Regions from separate parts of the Homo sapiens genome. Here region 2 is linked to region 1. Evidence: chromatin contacts called from ENCODE Hi-C or POLR2A ChIA-PET data. All regions are on one chromosome and are shown on one strand. Each heading gives the region's core, a stretch centred on a gene start or an enhancer-like site at or near the end of the contact. The rest is flanking DNA. Distances are from core to core; before and after follow the strand shown. Region 1 holds the start of BCO1 (beta-carotene oxygenase 1). Region 2 overlaps BCO1 (beta-carotene oxygenase 1).

Region 1 (2,716 bases), core at 103-2,602:
GTGTGAGCCACTACACCCGGCCAACATAAAAAAAAAAAACTGATGGCTGAGATCCACCTTCAGAGATTCTGCGTCAGTGGGTCTGGAGTGAGGCCCAGCACTGATACATTTAGTACTGCCAATCAGGTGATTCCAATGTGTGCCAGGGCGGAAGCACAGCCAGACCACACAGCTGTCAGGAATGAACGGCCCAAGGTGCTGGCATGTGCTCTCAGCCCAGACCGGACCATCATTATTCTCAGCTGGGTTGCATAAAGGCCAGTGCCACTGCCTTTTCTTACTCTACCCACAGAGCAAATGACTGGTTCTTTCTTTAAGCAAAATACGTTAAGATGAGTTCATTAACTTCAATCAGTGCATATAGCAAGTTGAATACGAATTTCAGGCAATGGCAACACACGAAGATACACGAATAATAGGGAAGCTCAGATCAAATTCAGGCATTGTTTTGCCCTCTTGATAGGCCAGGAAGTTGAAGTTTCTTTTTAACTATTCTGTTTACTTATTTATTTTTTGAGACAGAGTCTCACTCTGTGGCCGAGGCTGGAGTGCAGTGGTGCCATCTCAGCTTACTGCAATGTCTGCCTCACAGGTTCAAGCGATTTTCCTGCCTCAGCCTCCTTAGCATCTGGGATTGCAGGCGTCTTCCACCACGCCTGGATAATTTTTGTATTTTTAGTAGAGACAGGATTTCGCCGTGTTGGCCAGGCTGGTCTCGAACTCCTGACCTCAAGTGACCCGCCAACCATGGCCTCCCAAAGTTCTGGGATTACAGGCATGAGCCACCACTCCTGGCCCGTCTTTTTTACTATTCTTTATAGTTTCTGAGAAAAGCCTTTGGTTCCCGTTCGTTATTTTTTAAATAGGTACATGAAACATTTTATGTCTCCTTCTTCCAAAAAGAAAATAATGAATTAAGTGGCTCTTTATGTATGATTATTAGAGGGGAGCATCGGGGCCTTTACTAAAAACAAAACAAAATGTAAAACCTTTCCCGTCTCTGCTGAAGGGGTTCCCTGCTGTGCAGCAGACATTCAGTGATCACAGAGCTTAGCTCAAGTTTCTCCTAATTCCCAGCACCTCTGATTCCCAGCATCTCTTCTTGTTCTGATCATAAACAACTCCAGCTCTTGGATTACGTCGGGCAACATAACAGCAGGCACGGAATTCTCTCTGCTTATTTAGAACCTAGTCTGAAGCAAGCTTTTTTTTTTTTTTGGTTAAGTCAAAAGTGAAACTGGAGAGGGAAAGCTGAGGGAACAATAAGAGGATTAAAGATTAGCTATGACACATGGCTTGGAAATTAACCTTTAACCAAACATCTTATAAGTAACGCCAGCGCAGCTTCCCTTGTGAATGTAAAGAGATCCAGGGCTCTTGGAGAGGGACAAGTGAGAGCCAGCCAAAAAGGAAAAAGCAAAGGCAGAAACGGCATCAGGAGAGACAGAGATGTGAAGGAGGGAAGGAGCAGGAGAGCAGGAAGGAAACGCAGGAGGAGGGAGCAGCATCTCCTGTGAACACAGAGGAGCACCTGTTTGCTGTTAAAATCGATCTCCCTCGGCACCCTGAGCAATGGATATAATATTTGGCAGGAATAGGAAAGAACAGCTGGAGCCTGTGAGGGCCAAAGTGACAGGTGAGCATTCTGATAAACACTGGGCTCTTTCTTCTATTTATTTTATTATTTTTTTTTTTTTTGAGGCGGAGTCTCGCTCTGTCGCCCGGGCTGGAGTCCAGTGGCTTGATCTCGGCCCACTGCAACCTCTGCCTCCTGGGTTCAAACGATCCTCCCACCACAGCCTCCCGAGTAGCTGAGATTACAGGCACCCACCACCAAGCCCGGCTAATCTGTGTGTTTTTAGTAGAGACGGGGTTTCAGCATGTTGGCCAGGCTGGTCTCGAACTCCTAGCCTCAAGTGATCCACCCACCTCGGCCTCCGAAAGTGCTAGGATTACAGGGGTGAGCCACTGCACCTGGCTTCTTCCTTGTGTTTAGATGGACACTATTTTTTCCTGATGATATAAGTAATACTAATTGTAAATTACTTTTGGAAAGTCTGGAAAACAGTACAGAGAGGGGACACATTTTCTGTGAAAATCTAGGTATTCTTTTACACATTATAACTCCGTTTGCAAAGGGAGGAGAGTCAGTCTCACTGTTCCCAGGAAAAAAGCATTGGAATGCCCCAGTGGGTACATAGACAATGGGATTAATCTGCAAACTGCTGCCTGTCTCAGATGCATGATGTATTTGTGCAAATGTATGCATTCTAAATTAGTTTCAAAATGCTTAGAGGGGCGTGCATGAGCTCCCACGCATGCACATCCACCACGCACACTTGCAGGGGATTGCAGAGTCTGATGTGATTTTCTCTCAGGAACTCACAGGTGTGAGCTCCTGCAGAGCCTATAGGAGTAGGACCTTCTATCCTTTAGAGGCTCTGTGTTTCGCTTAATCTTTTATATCTCTTTTTCCTCCTCTTTTGAGTTGCCACTTTCCTGGTACCATTTCGACTCTAAAGGGCAGTTCCTGGTTCTGGACTCCCGGGTCCCCAGAGTGGTGCTCGCTCAGTTTTAAGAACAGCTGAGTCAGCTCAGGCCTGCAGGCATTTTCATCTGCTAGATGGACTGGAATTGTTCATAAGGAGAGGACAACTGTGAGTGATTTTCGTGAGAACATCAGATTGAAGCTTTTCAACTGAGCAATTGCCTTGGG
Region 2 (2,838 bases), core at 106-2,605, 39 kb after region 1:
GCTGGCTGTTGCCTTGGTTGTGCTGGCTAGGGCATCCACGCAGTGAGGGATGGAGCCTGGGATGAGGCAGGAAGGAGCCAAGGGCCAGAGACTGCCTTATTCCAGCTCAGAACTCTAAGGAGTCCTGGGGTTCTCAATTCACAGTCATCCTTTCAGACCAGCACAGTGCATTGCTGGAACATTCTGTCTGTCCAACACAGTAGCTACTAACTACGAGTTGTTATTGTACACTTGAAATGTGGCTGGTGCAGCTAAGGAATTGAATTTTTAATTTTACTTAAGCTTATTTTAAAATTAAATTTAAGGCCAGGCATGGTGGCTCACGCGTGTAAACCCAGCACTTTGGGAGGCCAAGCCAGGCAGATCACTTGAGGTCAGGAGTTCAAGACCAGCTTGGCCAACATGATGAAACCCCATCTCTACTAAAAATACAAAACTTAGCCAGGCATGGTGGCTCATGCCTGTAACCTCAGCTACTCAGGAAGCTGAGGCAGGGGAACTGCTCGAACCCGGGAGGCGGAGGTTGCAGTGAGCTGAGATCGTGCCACCGTATTCCGCCTGGATGACAGAGTGAGACTCGGTCTCAAAAAAAAAAAAAAAAAAAGTAAAATAAAATAAAATTAAATTTAAATCGCAACATATGGCTAGCGATTGCCGTTTGGGACAGCCTGTTCCACGCCATCATGAAGGGCTGCGTGTCAAGGCAGGGAGAGAGATGGTGTTGGACTTAATTTGCTTGGTGTATTTAGACAGAAGGTTGGTGGGCCTCCACTTGTACTCTCCTCCTGGCTCCTGTGAATTTTAGGGGCTGTGAAGTGCTTTGCTAATCTTCATCACAATGTTCTAAGTTATTTATGATCCCCCACGTCTACAGATGAGAAAGTAACTTGCCCAACTTTTTAGAATCATCCCCAGGACTTGAGCTGGAACTGGAATGTACGCCTGTCTGCCTGCACGATGTGTGTGGCCCTGGACCAGCCTATTTTTCTCAACCATTATTTAATTTAATCCTAACATAATGCTCAGATGCAGGTGGAAACCGCCTCACTTATACCCAGCACCACACTAAAAGTTATGAATCACCACCCCGATTTTACACAGTGGAGGAAACTAGCTCTGAGAAAAAGAGGTCTGCTCGAATCTGCATGGAAAACCACAGCGTTGAATTTCATATGGCAGGCAGCATTCTAGGGGATGACAGTGATGACTGCTTCTTATGAGAGTTCCCTTAAGTGTCGGGATTTCAATGTAAGCTTGCAAGATGGTGCTGGATTCTGGCTGGAAAGTGATGTCTTCCTAAAACTGAGCATGCTGGCCACTGAAAGCAGCCAAGTCATGTTTGTTATTGCTGTGTGTGGAAAAATTCACAGTTTATTCCTCAACCAGTCCGACCAGTTTGGGGCTGGAGTTATAAGATGTCTGTGCAGACCAACTCCCTAAGAATCAAGGCTGGAATGTGCCCAGAGGTCTCTTGCTGTCACATGCTTAGCAAGGTACCAGGAAGGGCCTCCCACCAGCTTGCAGAGCCATGGAGGTGGAGGCATTGAAAGTTTCTGTTTATTTTATTTTATTTTTTTTTGAGACAGAGTCTCGCTCTGTCGCCCAGGCTGGAGTGCAGTGACGCGATCTCGGCTCATTGCAACCTCCGCCTCCCAGGTTCAAGCGATTCTCCTGCCTCAGTCTCCTGAGCAGCTGGGACTACAGGCATGTGCTACCACGCAGGGCTAATTTTTACATTTTGAGTAGAGATGGGGTTTCACCATGTTAGCCAGGCTGGTCTCGAACTCCTGACCTCAGATGATCCACCCACCTCGGCCTCCCAAAGTGCTGGGATTACAGGCATGAGCCCCCGCACTCAGCTAAATGTTTCTAAGAAGCCACCGATGTGCCAGGTGCTGGGCTCCTTTGTCTCTGCATTTCCTCTCATTTGATTCTTACAGCCACCGTGCAAAACAAGTCTTGCCCCTTGACAGCCCAAAGAAAAGCTTATTGAGTTGTGCATTCACTCATTAATTCAGCGATTACTTCCTGGGCACTAGGTGCCAGGCACTGAGCAAAATCTGGTCCCTGGCTTCATGCGGCAGACAAGCTAAAATAAGGAAAAGAGCTTCATAAAGGAGATAATTACAGCTCAGGGCCAGTGCCTTGGAGACACTGCAGATTCCAATGGAGTTGTTAGGGAAGGGGTGTTTCTTCTGAGACCTCAGGGTTTGGGGAAGAACCAGCCTCAGGGCCTTTGCACTGCCTTCACCCTCTACCAGCAATGCTCTTGCTTCTGGGCCAAAGAATCAATGCAAAGGCCCCAGGCACAGGGTCTGCTTCTCTCCATGTGACTTTGGACCAGTCCCTTTCCTTCTCTAGGCCTCAGTTACTTCTACAAATCGAGACTGAATTAAACAAATTTCCGAGGACCCTTGCGGTTCAGCTGCTAAGTTGCAGTAAACTTTTCATGCTCTCCAACAAAAATGCTGCTATCCCTAAAATAGGTTGGTTTTAATTATAAAAGCCATTTTGAGCCAGGTGTACTGGCTCATGCTTGTAATCCCAGCACTTTGGGAGGTCAAGAGAGGAGGATCACTTGAGCCCAGGAGTTCGAGACCAAGCTGGGCAACATAGTGAGACCCTGTCTCTACAAAAAATACAAAAATTAACCAAGGATGGTGACGCATGCCCGTAGTCCCCCAGCTACTCAGGAGGCTGAGGTGGAAGGATCACTTGAGCCTGGGAGTTTAAGGCTACAGTGAGCTGTCATCACACTACTGTACTCCAGCCTGGGCGACAGAGCAAGACCCTGTCCCAAAATAAAATAGAAGCTATCTTAGAAAATGTAGAAAGTAG

Evidence for each region. Hi-C counts contacts between places; a loop is a spot of excess contacts on that map. ChIA-PET counts read pairs that join two places held with the same protein, here RNA polymerase II (POLR2A). Pooled maps may share reads with other maps.
Region 2: a loop to region 1 is called in a pooled map, with 2.2 times the contacts of the local background. The contact joins the enhancer-like site here to the promoter of BCO1 in region 1. A Hi-C loop is called at or near these places in 3 of 168 maps with a recorded cell type or tissue (cardiac septum, heart left ventricle and sigmoid colon) and 9 of 50 pooled maps. POLR2A ChIA-PET finds 5 or more read pairs at or near these places in 7 of 52 experiments (A673, BJ, Caco-2 and 4 more).

What each region holds. Positions count from the first base shown.
Region 1 is chr16:81,237,337-81,240,052 of GRCh38, forward strand. It overlaps BCO1 (beta-carotene oxygenase 1), which reads left to right and starts at 1,353. Exons shown (of 11, transcript NM_017429.3): 1 at 1,353-1,636. The coding sequence starts at 1,573.
Region 2 is chr16:81,276,481-81,279,318 of GRCh38, forward strand. The region is part of intron 7 of BCO1 (beta-carotene oxygenase 1); the gene reads left to right. Among named protein-coding and RNA genes, the nearest start is that of GAN, 37 kb to the right of the region's middle. Within about 2 kb of position 1,356, at least 7 of the 41 ENCODE cell types and tissues checked have a DNase peak (open chromatin) inside an H3K27ac peak, as active enhancers do; they include PC-3 and PC-9, where a contact is called at or near this core.